Regions from separate parts of the Homo sapiens genome. Here all the other regions are linked to region 3. A link is a contact called in ENCODE Hi-C or POLR2A ChIA-PET data. All regions are on one chromosome and are shown on one strand. The core of a region is the stretch at or near the end of the contact, and the rest is flanking DNA. Distances in the headings are between cores, read along the strand shown. Region 1 holds the start of LINC02917 (long intergenic non-protein coding RNA 2917). Region 2 has its middle 19 kb from the start of LINC02917. Region 3 overlaps MBNL1 (muscleblind like splicing regulator 1). Region 4 overlaps MBNL1 (muscleblind like splicing regulator 1).

What was found. A loop is a pair of places that touch in the nucleus more often than their neighbours do. ChIA-PET counts read pairs that join two places held with the same protein, here RNA polymerase II (POLR2A). Pooled maps may share reads with other maps.
Region 1: a loop to region 3 is called in a map with no recorded cell type, with 3 times the contacts of the local background. The contact joins the promoter of LINC02917 here to the enhancer-like site in region 3. A Hi-C loop is called at or near these places in 2 of 168 maps with a recorded cell type or tissue (lower lobe of right lung and sigmoid colon), 20 of 37 single-sample maps with no recorded cell type and 13 of 50 pooled maps. POLR2A ChIA-PET finds 5 or more read pairs at or near these places in 3 of 52 experiments (CD4-positive, alpha-beta memory T cell, OCI-LY7 and activated T-cell).
Region 2: a map of heart left ventricle shows a loop between it and region 3 (5-fold over the local background). The contact joins two enhancer-like sites. A Hi-C loop is called at or near these places in 19 of 168 maps with a recorded cell type or tissue (Caco-2, HepG2, Right ventricle myocardium inferior and 8 more) and 22 of 50 pooled maps. POLR2A ChIA-PET finds 5 or more read pairs at or near these places in 2 of 52 experiments (MCF 10A and naive thymus-derived CD4-positive, alpha-beta T cell).
Region 4: a map of esophagus muscularis mucosa shows a loop between it and region 3 (3-fold over the local background). The contact joins two enhancer-like sites. A Hi-C loop is called at or near these places in 21 of 168 maps with a recorded cell type or tissue (A673, B cell, CD8-positive, alpha-beta T cell and 17 more), 15 of 37 single-sample maps with no recorded cell type and 18 of 50 pooled maps. POLR2A ChIA-PET finds 5 or more read pairs at or near these places in 13 of 52 experiments (AG04450, B cell, CD4-positive, alpha-beta T cell and 9 more).

What each region holds. Positions count from the first base shown.
Region 1 is chr3:152,204,071-152,207,596 of GRCh38, reverse strand. It overlaps LINC02917 (long intergenic non-protein coding RNA 2917), which reads left to right and starts at 2,170. Exons shown (of 3, transcript NR_186000.1): 1 at 2,170-2,224. It overlaps LOC101928166 (a long non-coding RNA gene), which reads left to right and starts at 2,168. Exons shown (of 3, transcript NR_136178.1): 1 at 2,168-2,224.
Region 2 is chr3:152,222,600-152,225,774 of GRCh38, reverse strand. No RefSeq gene overlaps it. Among named protein-coding and RNA genes, the nearest start is that of LINC02917, 19 kb to the right of the region's middle. Within about 2 kb of position 1,859, at least 2 of the 41 ENCODE cell types and tissues checked have a DNase peak (open chromatin) inside an H3K27ac peak, as active enhancers do.
Region 3 is chr3:152,441,595-152,445,130 of GRCh38, reverse strand. All of the region lies in intron 4 of MBNL1 (muscleblind like splicing regulator 1), which reads right to left. Among named protein-coding and RNA genes, the nearest start is that of MBNL1-AS1, 170 kb to the right of the region's middle. Within about 2 kb of position 1,855, at least 5 of the 41 ENCODE cell types and tissues checked have a DNase peak (open chromatin) inside an H3K27ac peak, as active enhancers do; they include GM12878 and OCI-LY7, where a contact is called at or near this core.
Region 4 is chr3:152,279,795-152,282,961 of GRCh38, reverse strand. All of the region lies in intron 1 of MBNL1 (muscleblind like splicing regulator 1), which reads right to left. Among named protein-coding and RNA genes, the nearest start is that of MBNL1-AS1, 12 kb to the right of the region's middle. Within about 2 kb of position 1,366, at least 3 of the 41 ENCODE cell types and tissues checked have a DNase peak (open chromatin) inside an H3K27ac peak, as active enhancers do; they include GM12878, where a contact is called at or near this core.

The DNA.
Region 1 (3,526 bases), core at 921-3,420, 240 kb after region 3:
ATGTACAAACATGGTCTTATTTAATGTTCACAATTAGCACCCCAAACTTAAAAAAAAAACAGTCAGTCACTTGTTCAAAGTGACTTAATTGGTAAGAATGGTAGAGAATTTTTATTTTCACTGAAATAATCAGTCTTAAGAAAGTAAAAACCTATTGGACGACCATAATTCTGTACACTATCTCAAGTTGTTTTCAAAGGATCTGGGTAGGGGAAAGATAGGCAAGAGCTAAAATGAGAGCTGTTTTAGGCACAAACTGATTTAAATAAACTTATTCTGCCAATTTAACAGAGAATACAACATACTTGTGACATTTGCCTGGCATGTTTTAGAAACAACAAAGAAAAAAATAGTGTGTTTGAGCAGATGTAGAATATTGAGCATTCAGGGTGCTATGTAAGGACTAGAGAGGCAGTTTGAGGTTGTATGTTAAAGGACTTTTTAGACCAAGTAGAAGAGGCTAAAATGTGTCCCATTTGTATCAGAGAGCCAATGGAAACTTTTAAGATGCGGAGAGTCATGATCTGATTTGTTGAAAATAGAACTGATTATAGATCATCTGAAACTAATTTGGCATTAGTCAATATTTTGTTGAAGGGAAAATTCATCCTCTTATCCATAGAGTCCTTAAACTGTAGACATCTGTGTCTACTCTGCCCTCCTCCAATCACTGTCTATATCTTTGGTACCAAATCCTATCCAGTTTACTCTACATCATCTCTTGCAATTTTATTTTCCATTCTTTCCCTTATCCATGTCCAGATTCACACATCTTCTATTTGCTCATGCCTGGACTTTTGAAGCACATCATGTATTAGGGGGCCAGACACCAGCTTCTCTCCTTTTACCAATATATTCCTCATAGTGTTGGAATTATGGAATCTCTGCAAAGAATAAAGAAACATGCCAAATACTTCCTCTAGTTTCACCTGATAAGAACCATGCAATGCCTACTATTTGGTGTAATTAATTTTTTATTGTTTTGCTTGTGCAAATAACCTTTAGAACTAGAGAACTCCTGAAGCACAAAGTACTCTGTAATAAATGATAATCACCAAATGTTAGGGTAGAGGCTATCTAAGTGAGCATCTCCCCTGAGCCCCTGGGCTCTGAAAAGTTATCAGACAGATAGCCAGGCCGACCCTTGCCTTCACGCAGGGCAGAAAGGCCGAAGCAGCCTGATGGCAAGTGCCCTTATGGCACTTACCATGTCCAAGATAGAAGTTGTAAAATGGTGGCCAATGGGCTGAATTGGCTTAAAGCTATATATTTTTAAATGGCATCATTTAAATAAATATTTATAATTTGAGAGAATTCACATAAAAATTCACATTTATGCCTTCTGTTGAAAATACAGAAGATCTGTCCAAGCAAGATCAGAAATCAGATGGGCCTATGTAGAGGAGGGGCACAATCTTGAAAAGGTGCCACCTTTTACTGTTTCCACATCATATTTGTGACTTCTATTCCTTAACACTCTGGGCCTGGGGGAAGAGGAGGGAGAGAAGATGGGGAGTACCGAGAGTGCCTGGGATTGAATTTCCTGTCATCCCAATGGGAAGATGTCTCAGAGTTAGAATTACACTTTTAAATCGTGATCGTAAAAGAAAATGAAATTTCTTGAACCCACGAGTGTATAGATTTGTATCAGCTAGGTGTAATGTCAATAATTTATTGGTTGAGTTTTAAAACAACCCCTCAGTTTCTTCCTATTTCTTATTTTCTCATCCTTTTAAGAATAGAGAGCATCAGATATATCCATAGACACAGTGAAGAATGAGCAGGTAATAGATAAGGAAATGGGTGGTCTTCAATATAGAAGTTCCAAGCAGCAAATTAAGTTGGGGAATGTTATGGGTAGAAAACCAAGGAAAGAAAAAAATAAGTTTATAGGCAAATTAGATTAACAGACTATTCCTGTTGTGACGAGAAGTTAATAAGAACTGAGAGCAAGAGCTTTTGCCTCTTCAGATATTTAAAGACAACCAGAAAACATCACAGCCTAGGGCTGGAGAGCATATAAAAGATAAGTTTAGAGAAGTCCTCAAACCGATAAAATAACAACTTACTTCCCCAAATATGCTAAGGGTGTTTGTCTGTGGTTAGTCAAACCATTAAAATGGGGAAGGAGGAGGGGTCAGAATTTTCTCTTCTAGGTTCAGAAGAGCCACATTTTGCCGTTCCGACTCTAAAGCAACTACATTTCTCTACAGAGCACAGAACTGTATGTAAATTCATCCATTGTAAATCTAATCTGCAAACATGTATTAGATCAGTATTTGGAGACAGAGAAGCCAACTGGTTCTTAACATTACATTGTATAGCTTCTATTAACATGTATCTCAGGGACTCATTTGGGTGATATTTGCATTGCCTAGGCTGTGGACAAACCACCAGGTAGCCTGAAAAGGACTTACTCTAGGGAAGAAACAGTGTGAAAAATAGTGTGGGGGTATACTTGTTGAAGTGTGAGTGAGGGAGGATAGTGGAGGAAAGGAGAAAGGAGGCATTGGTAGACTCATTTAAGACAAAAAATGGGCATTTCGGTTTCTTAAAAGCCACTTTTTTTTCAATTTAAAACTGTTTTGGGACTAAAGCCTCAGCCATATAAATTATTCTTACCAGGAAAAAAATTCTCTGAAGGAAAAAAAAAGCTAAACATGTATCTTGGCAAGGGGTTTCATATTTGAATTTAAATTTAAAGATAAATTTGTTTTTAAGAAAGCATAAAAAAGCAATTTCAGAAAAAAATCAGAAAAGCTTAGTTTTCTTTTTATTAAAAAAGAAACACAGAGAAATAAATTGATTTAGTTTCTTGTTATGTTCCCTTGGATATGACATAAATTGAAAATTGTAATTAGAAAAGAAATGAAAAATAATTCAATAAAGCTTTCACAATTATTCCTGAAAGAGCCATAAATGCAGTATATAATGACATAATACAGTAGTCAAGATAGTCATTGTTTAAGGTGAACTGAAATGTGCATTATTACATCAACAAAAAGATCCCACAGCTGACACTAATCTTTAGCGTTCTGCCAAAGTGGCATTTTATCCAAACTTTCTGTATTGACCTCACAATTCCACATACATACCTGTAATTCAAAACTTACTCATTTTTTCAAAACATGTGTAATCTGTATATGCAGATATGTGTACTTCAAAGGGTTAAGCTACCCAAGCCATAGTCAATGAATCACTTTTAAAAAGAGCAATAACTCACTGTAAGAATCACGTAATTTCTTACTGTAGGTGTGCTTTAACTAACTTTCACACACTCATGTTTGCTTTAAAGAATTCAGAATTTATGAAATAAATGACACAGTTTTTAAAAATCTTTTGAAGCCAGCAACTGGAAAAATAAGTGAATTATTTCAAAGATATTATTACTATACTTGAAAATATCATTTCAAAAATCCTAGTTCTTATTAGGGAGTAAAAAATGGACTACTGCATTTCAACCTAAAGCTACGTTTTAAAATGCTCCATATCTTTGTATGCAATATATTTTCTAAATGTAAGTAAT
Region 2 (3,175 bases), core at 610-3,109, 220 kb after region 3:
CCATTACTCTCTTTTTCAAATGTTTAAGTTATTAAATTTCAAAATTTACAAAATTTAGCAGTTTTTACTATGAAAGCATTACCCCCTTGTTCATATTAACTGAATATGTTTAACACTGCTTAACTGAACAATAAGGAATAAATATTAATTCTACCGTGTCCACTCATATGCCAAATTCACATCTTTGTCTGATTTACTTGCATCTGTTTTATTTTAGCTTGGTCAAGAAAACAATACAATCTTTAACTGTACTACAAAAGACTAGAAATGTGACTAAATCAATGCATTATCATCTATTGTAAAAGTGTTTTCAAAAGGGGTATTGTTACAAGGAAGTCCTACAACTAACTATAAAGGGGGCGGGAAAGTGTTGGTGCCTCTCTGCACAGTGTTTCACAGCTCTCCAATTCACAGATCTCACGTTGAAGCAAAATTCTTTCTAAGACCCAAACTCTTTCCAGGCAATTTTCCAAATGGTCTAAGACAAACTTACCACTGTTTATGCTGCTAAATGTTTAAAGTTAAAAGTCATGGGTATTTCACTCTGAAATATGTCACAAAAAGGTCTTTGCTGTTTACCTGACTCAATTAGTAACTTTACTTAGGATGATTTTTAGGAATAGATGAGCATTTTTTAAAATGTGGTTTATGTACTTACAAATGTATACAGTAAAACATTATTATTAAACGGTGAGTGTTCTTGAATAAAGGTTTAGGTCAACACCAAAAATCACTTGGGCATTCTTCTTCCTCTAGGGCACACAGCATCTTAATTCTGCACATAAAAATCATTTTTTTTTTCCAGCCTGGGCAACATAGTAAAGCCCCATTTCTACTAAAATAAAAATAAAAAAATTTAACCTAGCTTGGTGGCGTGCGCCTGTAATTCCAGCTACTTGGGAGACTGAGGTGGGAGGATCACTTGAGGCCAGGAGTTTGAGACTGCATTGAGCTTTGATTGTGCTATTGCACTCCGGTTTGGGTGACAGAACAAGACCCTGACTCTAAAAAAATAATCATTTTTTTCCGGTTGAATTGTATTATAGAGATATGAATAATAATTTTAAAACAATGATATAATATAATCTTGGCACCATTGGCACTACATAGAATCTGTGAATTTTCTGATTCAAATGGAACAAAGCTATTAACTTATATGTTCACTAATGCTTCATGATGATTATTACATTAAGATCAATTTTGGTAATAGTTCTATATTTCTCATCTTCAAAGGTAAAAAAAGTGATAATTTCTGCCTAACTAGATCTGCAGCTACATCTTCTTCCTAATTTGGAATGGTAGTAACTGCCTAACTTTGTAGCTACATTTAAAACTGATTTTCAAGGAGTTTTCATACAAAAACTTTCTGTCACATAATCCTGGGTTTCACCGAAAACAGAGTAATAGATAACACCTAGAAGAGAAAGCAACCAACAAGAGAAAATTTTCTCTCTTATCTTATAATTAACTAATTATAATAAAAATCTATATAATATCATACTTTCATTCTCACTGAGATTTGAGTTATTCTTATGGCAGCCTGAATCTGCAGATACCACCACTAATAATTGGAACTGTGAGTGAACAGTTCTAATTCTGTCTCCACCTGATTCTCCATCTCAAATACAAAAGCCTCTTGTCTCAAAAGTGGTTTGATATTCCAGTCAAAAATCTAGATCAAAAAATATTTTAGATTCTCTTGAGAATAGGAAAAGCAATAACCTAAGCAAAAACAATCACTTATTCAGGAATGTTTTAATTTTGTATACATATAAGTACAGTGGTAAGACAGGATCTTGTGTGTTAAAAGCAACTGAAGTGAAACCATAAGCACAATAGGAAGTCATGCTTGAAAACCAGGAGACTTCTGCTTCTGGCCCTGGGGGAGTGACAGAGTGTAGAATTAACTTTCACCCATAAACAACTAGAAAACTGAGTAAATATAGAAAATATTTATTTTTAGAAACTGGATTAGTTCAGCCACAGTGGAAAGCAGTTTGGAGAGTCCTCAAAGAACTTAAAACAGAACTACCTTTCCAACCCAGCAATCCCATTACTGGTTATATACCTAAAGGAATATAAATCGTTTTACCATAAAGACATATGCACATGTATGTTCACTGCAGCACATTTTACAATAGCAAAAACATGGAATCAGTCTAGATGGCCATCAATGGTATACTGGATAAAGAAAATGCAGTACAGGCCGGGCGCGGTGGCTCATGCCTGTAATCCCAGCACTTTGGGAGGCGGAGGCGGGCGGATCACGAGGGCAGGAGATCGAGACCATCCTGGCTAGCACTGCGAAACCCCGTCTCTACTAAAAATACCAAAAAAAATTAGCCAGGCGTGGTGGCGGGCGCCTGTGGTCCCAGCTACTCAGGAGGCTGAGGCAGGAGAATGGCGTGAACCCAGGAGGCGGAGCTTGCAGTGAGCCCAGATCGTGCCACTGCACTCCAGCCTGGGCAACAGAGCGAGACTCCATCTCAAAAAAAAAAAAAAAAAAAAAAAAAAGAAAAAGAAAAGAAAAGAAAATGCAGTACAATACACCATGGAATACTATGCAGCCATAAAACAGAATCAAATTATGTCCTTTGCAGCAACATGGATGCAGCTGGATGCCATCAACCTAAGTCAATTAATGCAGGGAAAGGGAACAAAATACCGCACGTTCTCACTTGTAAGTTGGAAACTTATAAGAGGGGACCAACAGACACCGGAGCTTACTTGAGGGTAGAAGGTGGGAGAAGGGTCAGGACTAAAAAACTACTTGTTGGAGACTATGCTTAGTATCTGGGTGATTAAATCATTTGTACACCAAACCCCAGCAACACATAATTCTCCCATGTAACAAACCTGCACATGTACCCCTTGAACCTAAAATAAAAGTTGGAAGGAAAAAACGAAAGACGGACCCTGGACCATAGGCAGTGCAGATAATGGTCTCTGAAAAAAGAAACAAATGAGGAGCATTTTGTTTGAAGGTACTTTTCAAGCTGCAGCAAAGGAATGAGGAAACCAGAATAAGCCTGGGAATCTCATTGAACTGGGGGGACAAATATCCCAATTTGGGAGGCTGCAGCAGTTAGAATTTGTGGGGCAAAGTACCTGAGATAAAGGAACTAAGTGGAGAAAGACTTCCAAAATCTGGCTAGAGATCCTTATAATTCTTTGG
Region 3 (3,536 bases), core at 606-3,105:
TCCTAGTTTAGTTACAAATTATAACTCCATTTCAGTATAAATGTCCATAAGAAAATGCATGTATAATGTTAATTATGGTAAAAATACAATCTGAAATGGTGTTGATAAACTTATTAATTGCAAAGGGAAAAATAATAACTTCACAGTAAAGAAACATGGAAAACATCACTTTAACCAAGTGATCAAAATTAATATCACCAATAATGAGACATAATGATGTTGTGTATCTATTGATATGATACAATGAGAAGGGCACACAATCACAGTAGAGGTAGTACTGCCTGAATTTAATCAAGATGAAACATCAGATGAAGTGAATGGAAAGATATTTTACTAATAACCGACTAGTACTCTCCCAAAGTGTCAAGGTCATGCAAGACAGACTGAGATATTATCACAAGCTGGAGGATCCTGGAGTCACAGAAAGAATATTGGGAGGACAATTGGTAAAATTTGATTAAAGTCTGTAGATTGGTTAAACAGCAGCATATCTATGTTAATTTTTCTGGTCTTAAGAGGGATTCTACAGTTATGTAAGATATTAATATTTAGATCAGTAAAGCGTAGACAGAAACTCTTGGGTCCATTTTTGCAACTTTCGTGTAAATATAAAATTATTTCCAAGTGAAAAATATACAAAATCAAATTTGATAGCTTTTTATGAAAATGTTTCCAGGAGTTATTTTTTTGATCTTTAGAGATTCACTTGGTAGCTATATAAAGCAGTAAAAAAAGATTGGTTTTGTTATGTCTGTTTGTTTTATATTTGCTAATTCTGTTAATTTTGCCACGGAGATCTTAGGGAAAAGGCGAGAACATTATTTCTCATTCATCTGCGCAATTTTGACTCTTACTATTTAAAAGCAGTCTTCATTCAGGATACTTTGACCCTTTTACCACAAGAGGGCCATCTAAAACACAGAATGTCCTTTTAATATTTTCGTGCTCTTACTTCAAGCTTCAAGGAAACAGTTTTTAATTGTTCAAGTATCTTTTCACAAATAGCAAACGCAGATACTAAGCACTTTATTTTGAAGTTAAGCAAGAAAGAAAAACTGTAACCCTACTACGACTTAGGAAGCAAAGGTTTTCTTGGATTTGTATAAATACAATGATTGCATTTAAATCTGGGTGTTTTCCCACATTATATTCATATCCTATTATTGAGGAAAGTGTTTCTTAAAGAAGGAGATACTATAATCTGTATCATGCTACATCTTAAAAAAGAGCATTATAAATGATATCTTGCACTACTTGGAAACCTCAACCTAGCTAAAGTTTTGTGTTCCAAATACATACAATGAGCCAGTGTCATTCACCACTACACTCAGTTATTAAGATCACAAAAATGACTTAAAAAGTTATTCAAGATTCTGGTTTTTTATTAGCATATTTATCTTATTGAACATAAGAAAAAAAGTATTACCAAGATTTATAACTTAAAAGCAAAAAATGATCAAGCTGTTACCGAGAATAATTATCCTCCTCTCTGGCTGAACATTAGCATCAGCTATGGAGCTTGCTAAAACAGTACCCAGTACCTAATCAAAATTTATTGTATGTGAGGCTCATCACTATACTCAGGAAGAGTGATGTGCCTACATTAAATAATGATAAAAAGTTGTGTGTGTGTGTGTGTGTGTGTATGCTAAATATATACTACTGCATAAACGAAAGGGCTACTTTTCTGTTTAAGCAAGTCTATGTCAATGTAGGCATCACCAAACAGGAAACTTGCAGAAGGTCTATAAGTGATCTCTCTCAGCTGCTATTTGCTCCCTCAGTAATTCCTGCTTTCTTGAATATGCTCAAAATGAATTGGCAGCAGGGAACTAATACTCTACTTTTCCAATTTAGGTTACTCTTTGCCGCATTAACAAGAAAGAAGACTTGAATTTATTTAGGTTCTGTGTGTATGTATTTGCATGTGTGTGTGTGTGGGGGGGGGGGTTTCTACAGGTTAAGGATTGGTTTATTATAATTTCATGTTCTTTACTCTCCTGTGGAACATTTAGAAAGAATTCTAAAAATATTTAAGCAGACTTAATAACTAAGAATTAGCTCAGAATGTGTCATAAAACCAACCTTTTCTGAGGTTAAAAAAAACTTAGTCAACTGCTTTTGCATAATATGCATGTTTGACTCTTTCATATTTTTATTTTTTTTTACAGCTTACGGTTTCTCCTAAGAAATAGGACAGAAACATACTGTAATAGCTACTCTCACATTATTCTTGCTTGTGAAAAAATAAGGAAGAGAAAATCTCTTGTGAAAACTTGTACTGGTGAGAGTTACAGGCCAGTGGGACTGGAAATTTACCAAGCATTAGATATGCATCTGAATAGTGGGGTACCTATGGGAACATGAACTTCCCAAACCTTCTAAAACACATTTTCCCTAATAGACATCATCAATAAAATGGGATCTATCCCTTGGTTGCTCAATATGAGTTTGATCTGGTTTCTCTGATAAACTCAAGGACACTTTAGACTATGCTGATACCCAAAATAAATCTCTTAGACATACTATTACATTAGTAAATTATAACTGACAACATTTCACAAATTTAATCTCATAATTAAAAACAGGATAAGAAATTATAACATTTATCATACAGAGAATTTGAAACAGAATATAAAATTAAATCTGAAAATTCTAACAACACTGTGGTTCATTTTTCTCTTCTCATCCAGTCTTCTGTATGTATGCACACATTTTTAAAAATAATTGTAATTATAGTATAGCTATTATTTGGTGATCTTTTATGCTCAACAATGCAGCATAAGCATTTCTCATTTTGCTAAATAATTTCCAGAGTGAATACTTTTGATGGCTGCATCAAATTTCATCAAATAGTGTACATAATACAGGTAACTCTTTTGGAGGATATCTAGATAATTTCCAGTATTTCCATATTACAAGTAATATTCCAAGAATATATCCATGACTATAGGCATTTTTCATTATTTTTGGCAGATAAATGTACAGATTTATTGGTATATGTGTATGTACTGGGTCAACACATAAAAATATTTTCTGACTGGGCGCGGTGGCTCAAGCTGGTAATCCCAGTACTTTGGGAGGCTGAGGTGGGTGGATCACTTGAGGACAGGAGTTCGAGACCAGCCTGGCCAACATGGTGAAACCTCATCTCCACTAAAAATACAAAAATTAGCTGGGCATGGTGGCAGGCGCCTGTAATCCTAGCTACTCAGGAGGCTGAGGCACGAGAATTGCTTGAACCTGGGAAGTGGAGGTCGCAGTGAGCCAAGATCGTGCCACTGCACTCCAGCCTGGGCAACAGAGCAAGACTCTGTCACAAAAGAAAAAAAATATTGTTTGATAAATGGTTTTCAAACCTGCATTAAAACAATAAGATCTATTTAGCTACACATATAATGTGATTCAACATGAGCCTTTTACTTTACAAATACTAAGGCAAGATTTGACAATGAAGATATTCACTGAAAACATTTAAGTTCTATTTCCAGAAAAACATCTATGGAATAATTATAAACTTTAAATAATCAAAAGAA
Region 4 (3,167 bases), core at 117-2,616, 160 kb after region 3:
GCATAGTGAGTGGCAAAACTGGAGCCTCCTGTACTGGCCTGACCTTTTAAACTCACAATATTTTGCTGCTACTCAAAATGAGTTTTCTCTTCCCGTATTATTTTGTGATGCTATTTCTCTTGTTTAATTGTAAAGCATTGATTCTAAGCATAAAATGGCATTTTTCTTTACATGAAAATAAAATCCTTCCTTCGTGCATAGTAAATCTAACATTGGTAGATGCTGTAAAATAAATATTTACTGGCATCTAGATGCTGTAAAATAAATATTTACTGGCATCTATAAATAATTTTTTTTTAATTATTGAAAATCTTGTGGCAACAAAACCTAATAAAATGTCACTATTTCTGCAATGGCCAATTTGAAAATTGAGAGATGTCTAAATTTTATAACTGTTTACTATCTGTTTATGTTTACCATTATGTATTCAATATCTAGCACAGTGCCTAGAATATTAAAAATTCAAATTAATATTAGGTGAATGTAACAGAATCTGCATGTTTAATATATTTCATTTACCACAGTACTATTAAACTGAAATACAGGTGCTTAATTTTCTTGCCAAAAAATTAGTATATTAGCATGGAATCTTTAATCTGAATACACACACACACACATGTCCCTAAGAATTCTTGGTACTTAAAGGTAAAATCATTTTCAAATCCATTGATATCAGGTCACTGACAAGCTGAAAACTGTTATATGAATAAGTTAAAACTTTAAATTTGCATAGGTATATTAGAATACCTTTATTTTGTTTCTAATTAGGGTCTGTGGATACTATATTTTCACAAGCCCATACTTGTATTCAATACAGGGAATCACAAAATGGTATCAATATTTCAGAGCAAATTTGTCAACTAACGCATTAGTTGGAGAATGGATCCCTTAGCTTCATACATTTATTCTATTTCATTTTTAGCTACAACTTGTGTACCACTTCACAATCATTTATGGAATATATATATAGACACATAGGGATATGACACAAAAACATGCACACATACACACATGGACATGCTCTAATTATTAAGGATTTGGGGGAAAGTGAGAAAAGTTTATCGGAAATCTCCAAGTGAATGTAGAGCTATTAAATTTTCAATGATATGTTTGTCTATTTTAATGTTGGCAACAGATTTCTATGTTTTAGTGATGAAAAAATGAATTGAATTACCCTAATATCTTCAATAATGCAGCTGAATAGATTACAAGAGCATTTGAAACTCTTTTGGGGCTCAAGGCACTTCTTAAAAGGTGCCATTCAGCAAAGCCATCCAACAGAGCAATTGACAGAGTGCTATGTCACTCAGAAGCGACATCAGAAACTTCACAGGTGGTAATGATTTTGAGTCTAAAAGTAGATTTTGCTGATCTTGGCGAGTGCTGGGGCAGAGGGTATTAGGTATGAGTAGAACTAATACTGAGCAAACCACACAGGCAGATTAGGCCATTTGATATACCCCTCCTTTCAAAGCTAGTGAAACTTCAAAGTCCATTCCATAGTCTGCTCTTTCATGACCATAATGCTTAAAAAAAACCTCTTCCACATCTTATCTTCTTCACTGAGTCTTTCCAGAATTAACTTGGAGTAGGTCCCAAATCTACATGCAATGAGTATTTGTGTGCCTAATTCATACCATACTGATGGAAATAAACAAGCAGAAAAACAGCAAAACTCCTGGGTTGAGATCTCAGCTCTCACAGTAGTACCTTATCATATGACCCTTGAGCAAATCCCCTAACCTTAATCTTTCCAAGCCTCAATCTTCTCACTTGGGAGCCAGAAAGATAGCAATGCCTAAATCACACAGAATTGTGTAAGAGCTATGGGATCACACATGTAAAATAATAAGTTCCTACGAAGAAAGTAGCTATTTTAATAATTACTAGAATGGCTAAAGCTCGAGTCTTTTGTTGTTTTGCTTTTATTATTTCACTTATGAATGGACCTTTTTCTATAGGCCATAAACTTCAGAAAATCAGAAACCATATTCTTAATTTGTCTTAAAAATTTCAATTAAAATCTTATAGTAAAACTTTATATGTAATGGGCTTTAAACAAATATTTATGAATAAAAATGAATAATAATAAGCAATAAAATCCTGAATTTTCTAAACTAGAATGCAGATTAAATCTTGGAAACAACAACACGTCACAGCTGAATGGGGTCTTATAGAAGAATATGCACAGTTGCACTTTCACCATTTCAAAGTCTGGAAGCTGGCCTACAAAATACAGCTTTATTTCCTGTGCAGAAAGAAAAGCTGGAGGAAAAAGAGAATCATGTGCATATTTAAAATTCTCTGTCATTAATGTTAAATACAACGCACCTCTCTCTGACTGATTTTTCTTTTCTGTTAACATAAACGTTAACCTGAGTGTTTTAACCTGCTTCCAATCAAGAATTTAGCATGAGGAAGATTCAGATGAACCGTATGTGCCCACCTTTCTCCAAAACTGCCAGCATCAGAAATAAATTAATTTCTTCTGTCTAGTCCAGGATGATACTATGCTGGCATCACACTTATTTACCAAATACTTGAACAGAAAAACTAAATGGTGTACATATCAAATCACATCATTTTAATAAATTATGAGTTGATTTTGTCTCTTCTCCAATATATACAAAGTATCTAAAGAGTTAACCTGTCTACCGAATGGTTTTAGGCAAATTCCACACTCTGCCCACAAACAGCTTATTCTTGGCTTCTTTGTGCCCACTTTGTTTTGCCCGTCCATTATTTGTGAATATTTCTATCACTATACTGGAAATTACTTTGAGAACAGGCACATCTTACCTCTTTTTCCTCCAAAGGGTATAGCATGATACATGGCACACTGGCACTGCAATCAATATTTGCTATTAAGGATGCTTTCTTTTGCAGCCAAAAGCAAAGACTTTCATTTTATATAAATAAATTTTTCTCTAAAAACACATAATCACATAATTTTATTTGCCATATGTTCTAAATAGCTCTATGAAGAGAGGAATTTGTTAGCAAAGTGACAGGTCTCCAACAGCACAACTCTACAATTAACAGCTTATCTTTTAAAGTCACAGGCTACATCACATGTAAAGTTACAGAGAGCAGAGACTGATGTATAAATTAGATGATGTAACATAAAAGCATAAAATAATCAAACAACCATGATCTATAAACTTTTG